2 separate regions of the Mus musculus genome follow, and region 2 is linked to region 1. The links are chromatin loops, found by intact Hi-C in ENCODE. Cell type or tissue: gastrocnemius. All regions are shown on one strand. Each heading gives the region's core, and the rest is flanking DNA. Links, peaks and the distances in the headings are about the cores only. Region 1 overlaps Rapgef4 (Rap guanine nucleotide exchange factor (GEF) 4). Region 2 overlaps Gm39845 (a long non-coding RNA gene).

Region 1 (5,379 bases), core at 260-5,259:
TTGTTATCGCTGTCTCAGAAGTTAGACAGATTCAGACTCTAAGATGCTCAGTATCTTATCCAAAACAGGCAGAGGGAGAACTGAGACTAGAAACTACTCAGTCTCTTTACCTCGCTGCAGACTTCCTGTTCCTGCCGATGCATTATTTGACAATACATCTGTAGACCGAGGGCTCTCAGGTAGTCATTCTGTGGGGAAAGTTCCGAGTGAACCTGGGTAGAGTCCAGCTCCCCGCTGGGCCTGCCTTCTGACTCCCTGACTTACCTAGGGCTGTTAACGCTTTGATAAAACACTACAGCCCAAAGCAACTTGGGAAGAAAAGGCTGTCTTTCACTCATAAAATCCTTATAACCATTCATCATGGAAACCAATCATGGCAGGAACTCAAACAGGGCAGGAGCTGTTGCAGAGGCCATGGAGGGCTGCTGCTCACTGACTTGCTCCTAATGGCTTGTTCAGCCTGCTTTCTTATAAAACCCAGGACCACCAGCCCAGGAGTGATCCCGCTCAGAACTGGCTGGGTCCTCCGGACATGAATCACTAATTAAGAAAATGCCCTACAGGCTGTCTACAGCCCCATCTTATGAGGCTTTTACTCCAGAGTTCTCTCCTATCAGGCGACTGCAGCCCGTGTCAAGTTGGCATACAATTATTCCACACAGTCCCTGTCCACATGTATACCTCAGTCTGCATGTACCAGTTTCTAAACCTGCCTGAGTCTTTGCCACACAAAACTACAGCCATCTTAGATGCTGGGACCAAACCAAAGGATGCCAACCAGCCTGTGGTGACAGGCACCAAACAAGAGGCAAAGGAGGTCCACACAGAGACAAGAGTCAGGCAGAGCTGATGTGGAAGGGGCCTGAACCTTGGCAGATCTAGATTACACTGCCTCCATGGCTTTGGCTCCTCTCAGACCTCTGTGAAATGGTCACAATGCCTTTAACAAGATCAGCAGCTGGAGAGATGGCTCAACAGTTAAGAGCACTGGCTGAGTTCCTGAGTTCAGTTCCCAGCAAGCACATGGTGGTTCATGACCATCTATAAAGGGACCTCATGATCTCTTCTGGCATGCAGGTGTACATGCAGATAGATCACTTGTATACATTAAATAAATAAATAAATGTTTAAAAAAGATTAATAGCAGAACACATCTTAAACATTTCTGTATTGGGGGGGAAAGCTACCGTGATACATATACCATAGCATGCCCGACGAGGTCATTGTGAGAAATTATAAGAGTTGGTTCTCTTTTTCTAGCGTGTGGGCTTCAGGACTTGAACTGAAGTCACCAGGCTTGGTGGCAGTCACCTTTACTGGCTGAGTCAGCTTGCCAGAATTAAATAGATAAAAAATAATACAATATAATTCCTAACTCAGTCACATCGCCACGCATGTATAGGTTTTCTACACTTCTAAAAAGCAAATTATATTTTTGCCTTTATTTAAACAACAGAGAACCTCTATAGTCGTGTTGTATTAAGCTTCATCTAATGATGGCTTTCAACACTTAAATTCCAAGTTTCTCTGTCCCCCAGTCTGGATGTCAAGTGGTTTGAATGATCTGCAAAACACTTGAGCTCTCTGGGGGAGCTTGTATTCAAAGAAACCCTCCTGACAATCCTGCTGTAAATCAAAGAATCCTTTTGTACTGCGACTAATCACCTCTTAATTTATCTGCTTTGTGCATCTGCATTGTGGCGTTCTCACATCTTAAAGCAGACATTCTCGCCAGAGCTGTCTCACATGTGTTCATACGGACACTGTGAAGTGGTCACGGTGGTAAGAAGGCCAGGGTTACATGTCACAATGTACGATCATGGTCCACTGAAACCTGGCCTGCGCAGATGATCTGGGGACATGAGCTGTGTCTGTGATGAACTCATGGAAAATGAAAAATTATCCTGTGATTCTGAAGAGTTATCAGACCTGTTAGCTATTCAGAATTTATTCATTTCTGTGTCATTGAGTCAAGAGTTAACAATCTTATTTGTGTTAGGTTATCTTTACGTGTATAGGTAGACTCAGAAGCATAAGTTCTTTAAAAGCTGATGTTTTTACAGGGTTCATTTCCAGCCTATACTTGCCACTAGGTTTCAAAGCTCTTGCATTTTGCTTCCTGAGCTTGAATTTGCTCCTGGAATTTATTGAGTTCTCTAAGCGTTTTTAAGTAATCAAATCAAATGGAACCCAATTTCAGAGTCTGTCAAGGCATCCAACTGCACGTGTGTCAAAAGGATTTACTGCCAAGCAGGAAGGCAAGATACTTCTAAGTCAAATGTGTTTTCTGGCAAGCGGCAACGGCAAGGCCGGTTCCTTTCAGAGCGTGTCCCTGGAATCGGCTTGTCGGGCAGCCGATGGACATCAGGCAAGCTCGCTGGGGCTGGCTTGCAGAGCACGGCCTGGCACGGGCATTTCTAACCAGTGCAGAGCTGAACTGGCCAGCACTGTGTCACCCGGACAAAGAATACTCAACAACAAAACTACATGTAGGGTGAGTTGTGCAGAATGCCAAGTCAACTAAATATCCATTCCTAATGAATAGCTCAGCCCCAGCCAGAGCTCCGGCGGGAGTCAGCAGTGACACCATCTGCAACCAGCTTGCCACCTTTTACGTTTTCTGGGCTTCGTAAAACTGTTCAGAAATGTGTTCAAGTAGTGTCTCCCAAAAATGGTGATGTCACTGAAAGGAAAGCGAACAGAGTGTGTGGCCAAGTGAAAGAATCAGGGAGAGGAAGCGGGGGAGAGGGAGGGAGGGAGGGAAGGAAACACACAGAGGGGGGGGAGCGAAAGAGGGAGAGAGGGAGGGAAGGAGGGTGGGGAGAAAGGGAGAGAGAGCTGTACTTCAAATTTAATAATCAAAACTGCAATGAACAAAGGCATCTGTGTTGTAAAAGCAAAGGCAGGGATGACTAAAGGTTTTCTATTTGACCTTAGAGAGAAAAACAGCAAGAGGTCTTTTTTTCAAAACCAGAGTAAAAATTGCCAGATAATGGCACAATGACAGATGAGGGGGTGGAATGAAGTGGAGACCAAGGCCAAGTGCAGCCCAGAATCTCTGCTCCAGTGAAATGGCTGAACAAAATTTAAACTCCTGCAGTTTCAAAATACTGGGCTGCAGTTCCTGGTTTTCATGTTCTAACACTGCCCTCTTGTGACCATTGCTAGCATTGCAGGTATGGGAGCCAACAGCTCTCCAGTCTAGGCAATCAACTTTTTATTAGTTAGCAGAAAACACCGGGACCCTGCTCATTCAAAGCTTTGTACTAAGTGCTTTATATACAGCGAGTAGGACCCACTAGCCTCAGTTCATAGCGTATCTAACTGTGCATAGCCATACCCAACCCAGCTGCTGGGTTTGTATCAAATAAAGATAACAGTGAGTGTTACAGGCTTTAGTGACATCATAAAGCACCATTCTCTATTTTGAAACATGAAAGTCAGTCAGTCTTTAGGAATTGATATGATTGGAGATTTCCCTTAGTTTAGGTGTTTCCAGAATTGCTAAAAAAGCATACATGTTTCTAGGATTTAAATATTTGTTATACCATAAATTCTCCTCACCTATAAAATCTGCAGGGAAAAGCAAGGCCTTGTGTACACACACACACACACACACACACACACACACACACACAGAGAGAGAGAGAGAGAGAGAGAGTTGAGTGCTGTTGTCTAATATAGTAGGTATATATGCCTACTTTAAGGTTTACTATCATCATCATAATCACCACCACCATCATCATCACTATTGCTATTATTTGTGTGTATTGTTTTGAGGGTAAGATGTCCCTGGAGATGCAGACAAAGTGTCACTGGGGAACTGGAGAGACTACTCCTAAACAAGATGCCTGTTGCCAAGCAGAAACCTACATGAACATGTCATGTCGGACACCATTAGACATGGATGCTGCCTGTAGGCACACCCCCTTGTTGGCTGGTCAAAGTTCTGTAAGATAGCAAAAAGAAGGGCCAAGGCCAGAAGGCTGTCTGAGAAGCTGGGAGACATGTCTCTGATGTGAGTGCACATTGCAGCGAGCTTGGTGGTGAGGAAAAATAAGCATGGAATAAAAACACGAAGATAGGCGTGAGGGTTTGCAGGTCTCTAAAAGCTCCAGGGCACAAGGAGTTGCGGCTCTGCATTTCCCAGGATGCTGAGGACAAACACGGTTGTTACAAAGTAGCAATGCGGGAACTGGGAACAAGAGCATCAGGTCTTGGGGAAGGTCTCTTGGTGGGAGGTGCTCCTGCTATCCAGAGGCTTACTCTCTCCCAGTCAGGTTGCTCTGGAAGCCTTCAGCTTGGGGGGTCTTAGCTGCCCAGAAATCAAGGCCACATAAGCAGGATGTGGCTCTGGGGTCCATCAGAAGTAGGAAGAATGTAACTGCTTGAGAAATGAGCTATGCAGATCTCAATGGGATTTTGTGTCATTTGGAGACAGAGGTATGTGCGTTTCTGAGTTTGAGGCCAGCCTTGTCTTCTATACAGTAAGTCTCGGGCCAAGCAGGGCTATTGAGTAAGACCTATCTCACCAACTAGTTCTGGCTGCTGACAGTGGGCCGGACCCCTGTGCTGGGGAGGTAAGCCATCCCTAGGCCTGAAGCCCAGTGGGCCCCATCCTCACCACACAGCGAAGGCCTGACACTGGCAGGCCCACTCACTCCCTGAATCATTTTCATACTTCTCTACAATGTGGGATCGGTGGATTTCTTTACTGTGATCTTAGGCATCCCGGTGGGCAGATCCCCTGGATACTAGTGAGACACCTTTGGACACTTCAATAGGCCACCACGCATGTTGACTAACTGATGGAAAAGGAAAGACTCAGGGATGACAGGGGGTCCCAGTGGTCTCTAGCTCTTCAGCTTTGCCACTCCATCATCCTAAGGAGACCATGACTTCTCTGTGGACGAGCATGACGAAGCATACCTGGGCCAACCTATGGGTGGGCTCAAGCCACACACACACACACACACACACACACACACACACACACACACATACACGGTGTTCCTAAGCTCCTGGCACAATGTGAGTGATGGAAAAGGAAATAGCATATAGAATGGTCGGAAGGTAATAGGAGTTTATGAGGCAAATAGAATATTTATATATGCATTCTTAACCTCCTGGTGCCTCATGAAATAGGGTAACTTTTTCAGAAAAAGAAAAAGTATCAAGTCGATAAAACCCAATAAATCTATAGCACAAAAAATACTATGCCTGCCTCTTCAGGGGCACCACCACCCACTCCTTCATCCGAGTCAGGATCCTTTCTTTCTCCCAGCTGCCCACACAACACATCGACATCCCTTCTAACAGTTACGCCTCTACCCTGTAACCTACCGTTGTCCGTTTTCTTCCCTTGTCCATCCCACTTCA
Region 2 (5,379 bases), core at 79-5,078, 74 kb after region 1:
CTTGTCCAGGAGAAACAGCAAGTGTCCGGGATACACTACTGGGGAGAGAGCCAGGCCAGCCTAGAAAAGTAGATTAGGGGTTACGCCCAGTAATTGTCACAGTCAAATAAAATAACCATAGTCTGAGTCTCATTTATTTGTAAGCTAGTAGAGATAAGCTTATGTTGGTTTTTCAACAGAATGGTATCCCCACAAATATACAAAAGAAATCTGTGTGATTTCACCTGGAAATAGGGTCCTTTGCATGTGTGCTCATGACCAGATAAAGTCATGGTCAAATGAAGAAGGGTGGGGGCTCTAAGCCAACGTTTTATCCTTACACAAAGGAAAGACATAGACACATAGACACACAGGGAAGATTTTGCTAAATAACAAGGGAGACTGAGATTGGTGCTATGTGTCTACAAGCCCAGGGAGAATTTCTGCAAACATCAGCTCTGAGAAGCAATGAAGATTCTCCCCACCACCACCACATCCCCCCCCCCCCCCAGGAGCTGCCCAGAAAGCATGGTTTAGCCACACCCTGACACTCTGAACTTCTGGCCTCCAGAACTACCACACAGTACATCTCTGTTGTTTTAAGGACTTCAGTCACTCCATTACAGCAGTCCTAGAAAACTAATACACAAGGCGACCAGCTGTGTGGGGTTGTACCTCCCACATAAAGTGCTAACACTTAATCCTTGCCTGAGGTCTGCTTTCCAGAGAACCATTGCTATGACAACCGAAGTCCTGGATCAACTGGAGGAAGATTGGTTGGGAAATATTTGCGTTCACAGAGTACAGCAAGAGGAAAAAACTGGACGGCAGACCTGACTGGCAGCATACTATGGAGAAGACTGAAAAGATTAAATTCATTGGAGGAATAAAAGACAAGATCCAGGGCCACAGGGAAGATTTGGGTTTGTTGTTTTCGTTCTTGCTATATGTCAAAACAGAATTTACATATTATAATCAAATGACTACATCTTAGGATATCTTTTTGTGATTTTTTTTTTTATTAAAACATAATGATCCAGTAAGCTGCTGTGCTGGGTAGTTTTCTGTCAACTTGACACAGGCTGGGGTCATCTGAGAGAAGGGAACCTCAGTTAAGAAAATGCCCGTCATGAGATTGTGTTATAGGCAAACATGTAGAGCATTTTCTTAATTAGTGATTGGTGAGCAAGGGCCATCAATTGTGTATGGTGCCATCCCTGGGCTTGTAGTCCTGGGTTCTATAGGAGGGCAGGCTGGGCAGATCATAAGGAGCAAGCCAATAAATAGCACATGTCCGTAGCCTCTGCATCAGCTCCTTCCTCCAGGTTCCTGCTCTGTTTGGTTTCCTGTTCTGGCCTTTTTCAGTGATGGGCTACAATATGGAAGTGTGAGTCAAACAATCTCTTTCCTCCACGGCTGGCTTACTTTTTGGTCATGGTGTCCCATGGCCATGCAATTGAAACCCTAACCAAAATGACTGCCCTTCAAATAAAATTCACATCACCTTATGGAATTCTTTCCTCTTGGTCAACATAACGTACCAAGAGAGGCCAGCCTAGTGACAGTGGCGTGGGTGGAAGACTCCCAGAGGCCTGTCTGCCTCATGGCCGGCCCACCAAGGGCACCACTACAATGCGCAAGTACATAGTGGAGAGATGGGAGGGAATCAGGAGCCGGACTGTGAACTATGGAGAGAGATGGAACTAGACCTTGAGGGTGGAGAGAAGCAACCCGGTATGAGTAGCCTGCACTGTCGCATGAGGCCATGGTGATGTTCTAGCCCATGCTGCAGCCAGCCAAGGGCCATGTCTGGGGTCTGTGCCGATGGCCCATGTTACCACTAAAGACCATGCAACTTCCCTGGTCCGGGCTGCTGCCTGGGGACATATTGATATCCAAGGGCTGAGTGGAGCCAACCCCACTTCTCGCCAGCTACAGCAATAAAGAGCGTGGCCCTTGTACCTGGCCTAGGCAGCACTGTAGAGCTCCCCCTGGTGGTGGGAGAGCAACAAAGCTGGCAGGCTGACCAACCTAGCTACCACCCAGATCCAGATCCAGGGATTTGAGTTGGTCCACCCCAATATCTACCCCATCTATGAACTGCTGGAGCAGGTGAAGGACCCTGCCCTGCAGATCCAAAAGCTACAGGATCTCCATTACACAGGGCGACCACAGGATATCCAAGAGGATTTCCAGTAAGAATCCAGTATCAATAGTGTACCAGGCCTCAAACCAGACCAATGACTCGTTGCGAAGAATATTTGCAAATAAAGCTGTCTGAGCAAAGGGTGTACTGTGTGATGGTTTTGCTCCCACGGAGTGATGGTTTTGCTGTTGATGTTGTTTTTAATTTTTTATTTATTTTTATTTTTTGGCTTTAAATTTTTTGTTTCTTTTGTGGGGAGGTTGCAAGGCTGGAGGGGTGGGTATGAAGGGACAGGGAGATGGGTGGGGTTGGGGTGCATGATGGGAAATTCACGATCAATAAAAAGTTAAAAAAAAATAAACTGACCGACTTACTAACCAAAGACAACTAGTAGTTACTTTTATCATCATAGGTGTGTTTTGTGTCACAAGTGGTGTATAAAGAACCAGGTGGCAAGCACTAGGATGACACACAGTCATGCTTTTGAGACCCTCCCATGGGTGTCTGTGTGCTTCCTACCCACCTCTGCACAGTTGCATAGTGGAGTAGCACCGCACTGCCTGCATAAACCATGGCTTACCCAGTCCCTTACCGATGAGTGGCTTGAGCTGATTGCAGCTTAGGCCTATAGTGAGGACCTGCCAATGCTAAGAGCATATGTATTAGCTTCCTTTCTCCAGCACATGCAACTGTTTCTACTGGTATAAACATACCTATGTACTTTCTGGGTCAACAACAAAAGCTTCACACACACACATACACACACACACACACACACAAAACTTTCTTAGTTTTTCAAAATGACTGCACGGTTTTGCACAGTCCTAAAGAGACAGTCACTAATCCCATAGCCTCACCAGAAGTTGGAATTGTCAATCTTTTTAATTTTAGCCTTCCTGGTGGGTGTACAGTGGTATTCATCGTGGTTTTAATATGCATTTTCCCTGATGACTAATGACGATCTCCTTTTGATGTGCTCATAATCACCTAGCAGCTTCTTTTATGCAGAGCTCGTCTACGTCTACGTGCTAAGCTTTTGTTTTGGCCACGACCCACATCTCAAATCTGCGTTAGTCATCCCTGGCCGCCTCAAACATCACTCTCAAACCTGGCAGCTGAAAGCAACCATCAAGGCTTAGCTCACTAGGGTCAGGAGCCTGGGAGCATCTCGGTGGGTGGTTGCAGCTCACTGGGGATGTTGACTGAGCTGGCATCACATGACAGCTCCGTGGGGTCAGAGACATCACTTTTAAGCTCACTCATCCAAGCTTCAGAAGAGAAGTTTGTTTCATGTTTTAAAACCTTAAAGAGCCCCTGCTACTCGCAGACCTCTTGCTCTCAGTTTGAAAAACCTCATCTAAAGAGATGCAAAGCTCTCAGCTGGCTGGCCAGTGGGCAGTGTAAACATCTTCAGGTGCAGGTAGCTGCTTGCAAAGACTTGCTTTCATTAGACCACACACACACACACACACACACACACACACACACACACACACACAAACACACACACCAACACTTGACCCGGAAACCTGTCTGTAGAACTGTTCACTGAAACTAGAATCTACAAAGTAGAGAAAGAGGCAAACTAAACAGTTATCAATGCATCACTAATTAAAAATCTAAGTTGTGGCATCATTGAAGAATAAAACCATGCCGGAACATTGAAAGTGGTAGTTGTGCAAGAGGACAAAGGTAAATAAGTCCTTGTCCCTTCCCCAGTTACCCACAAAAAGCACACTTTTGACAGCTTGGTCGTAAAACAAGGTTAGGCTAAAAAGCCAGAAAATTTACAGACAGGATCCCTTAGGCCAAGACCAATAGAAAACCAAGTTAGAAGCAGCCACACAAACATTCAGCAGAGACTAAAGTGGACTGACGTCTGTCTTCATATTGTGTCTGTTTCCTTTGCTGCCTCAAAACTGAGTTGGACTCTACTAAGCCTGTAGGCATGACGATCAGTTGGGATTTGGTTCACAACTGTAATATAGCATTACTTGGCCTATTGCCCTTGGAGAAAATACATGTATCTTATTCCTAACCCTGGGGGCTGGTGAGATGGCTCAGCGGGTAAGAGCGCTGACTGTTCTTCCTAAAGGTCCTGAGTTCAAATCCTAGCCACCACATGGTGACTCACAACCACCCGTAATGAGATCTGATGCCCTCTTCTAGTGTGTCTGAAGTCAGCTACAGTGTACTTATGTATAATAATAAATAAATCTTAAAAAAAAAAATTCCTAACCCTGGTGCTTTCTCAGCAATATAAGCACAAGCATAAAACCCAACAAAACCATGAGGCCAGGACGTTCATATAAGACAATGAATAACTCAGGAGCTCTGGGATAGGCTACTGGCCAGCTAACCTGCAAAATCACTGTTAGAATGCTGTATTCAAGAAAGAAAACATCTTCTAGCACTGTGCCTCTGCCTCTGAGTTGTCCAGTATCCCTTCCAGTGAGGGAGCTTTGCCTGTCTTGTTCAGAATATCTGGCTTTGTCTCATTTCTATTATTTCTGTGCCGTAGATTCCACTGTTTAGGATTATGATCTTGCTGACAAGAGCCTGGTATAGCTGTCTCCAGAGAGGCTTTGCCAAAGCCTGACAAATACAGAGGTGCATGCTTGAAGCCAACCATTGGACTGAACATGGGGACCCCAATGGAGGAGTTAGTGAAAGGACTGAAGGAGCTGAAGAGATTTGCAACCCCATAGGAAGAACAACAATATCAACCAACCAGACCACCCAGAGCTCCCAGGGACTAAACCACCAACCAAAGAATACACACAGAGGGACCCATGGCTCCAGCTGCATGTGTAGCAGAGGATGTCCTCAATAGAAGAAAAGGCCCTTGGTCCTGTGAAGGCTCGATGTCCCAGTGTAGGGGAATGCTAGGGTGATGAGGCAGGAGAGGGTAGATGGATGGGTGGAGGAACACCCTCATAGAAGTAGGGGGGAGGGAGATAGGATAGGGGGATTCTGGGAGGGGGGGGATAAGGGAAAGGGTATAACATTTGAAACGTAAATAAAGAAAATATCTAATAAAAAGAGAGGGCCTAGAATATACAATGGTAGGAAATTCTAAGGAATAGCCATTGGTTATAGGGAATGTGTACTGGTTAGTTTTGTGTCAACTTGACACAGCTGGAGTTATCACAGAGAAAGGACCTTCAGTTGAGGAAATGCCTCCATGAGATCCAACTGTAAGGCATTTTCTCAATTAGTGATCAAGGGGGAAAGGCCCCTTGTGGGTGGGACCA

The links. Peaks named below come from ENCODE experiments on the same cell type or tissue, not always from the same donor. Only the 100,000 strongest peaks of a DNase experiment are listed, where the experiment ranks them.
Region 2: a loop joins it to region 1, with 2.6 times the contacts of the local background. A loop is called at or near these places in 22 of 42 quality-filtered maps.

What each region holds. Positions count from the first base shown.
Region 1 is chr2:72,036,131-72,041,509 of GRCm38, reverse strand. All of the region lies in intron 3 of Rapgef4 (Rap guanine nucleotide exchange factor (GEF) 4), which reads right to left. Among named protein-coding and RNA genes, the nearest start is that of Gm29940, 16 kb to the left of the region's middle. In gastrocnemius, for the core only: a CTCF peak has its summit at 3,158 (motif pointing left); DNase peaks (open chromatin) are centred at 1,814, 2,387 and 3,149; H3K4me3 peaks cover 1,032 bases; H3K27ac peaks cover 1,171 bases.
Region 2 is chr2:71,962,238-71,967,616 of GRCm38, reverse strand. It overlaps Gm39845 (a long non-coding RNA gene), which reads right to left. Exons shown (of 3, transcript XR_866416.1): 2 at 2-60. Among named protein-coding and RNA genes, the nearest start is that of Gm39845, 7.3 kb to the right of the region's middle. In gastrocnemius, for the core only: a CTCF peak has its summit at 1,985 (motif pointing left); a DNase peak (open chromatin) is centred at 1,947.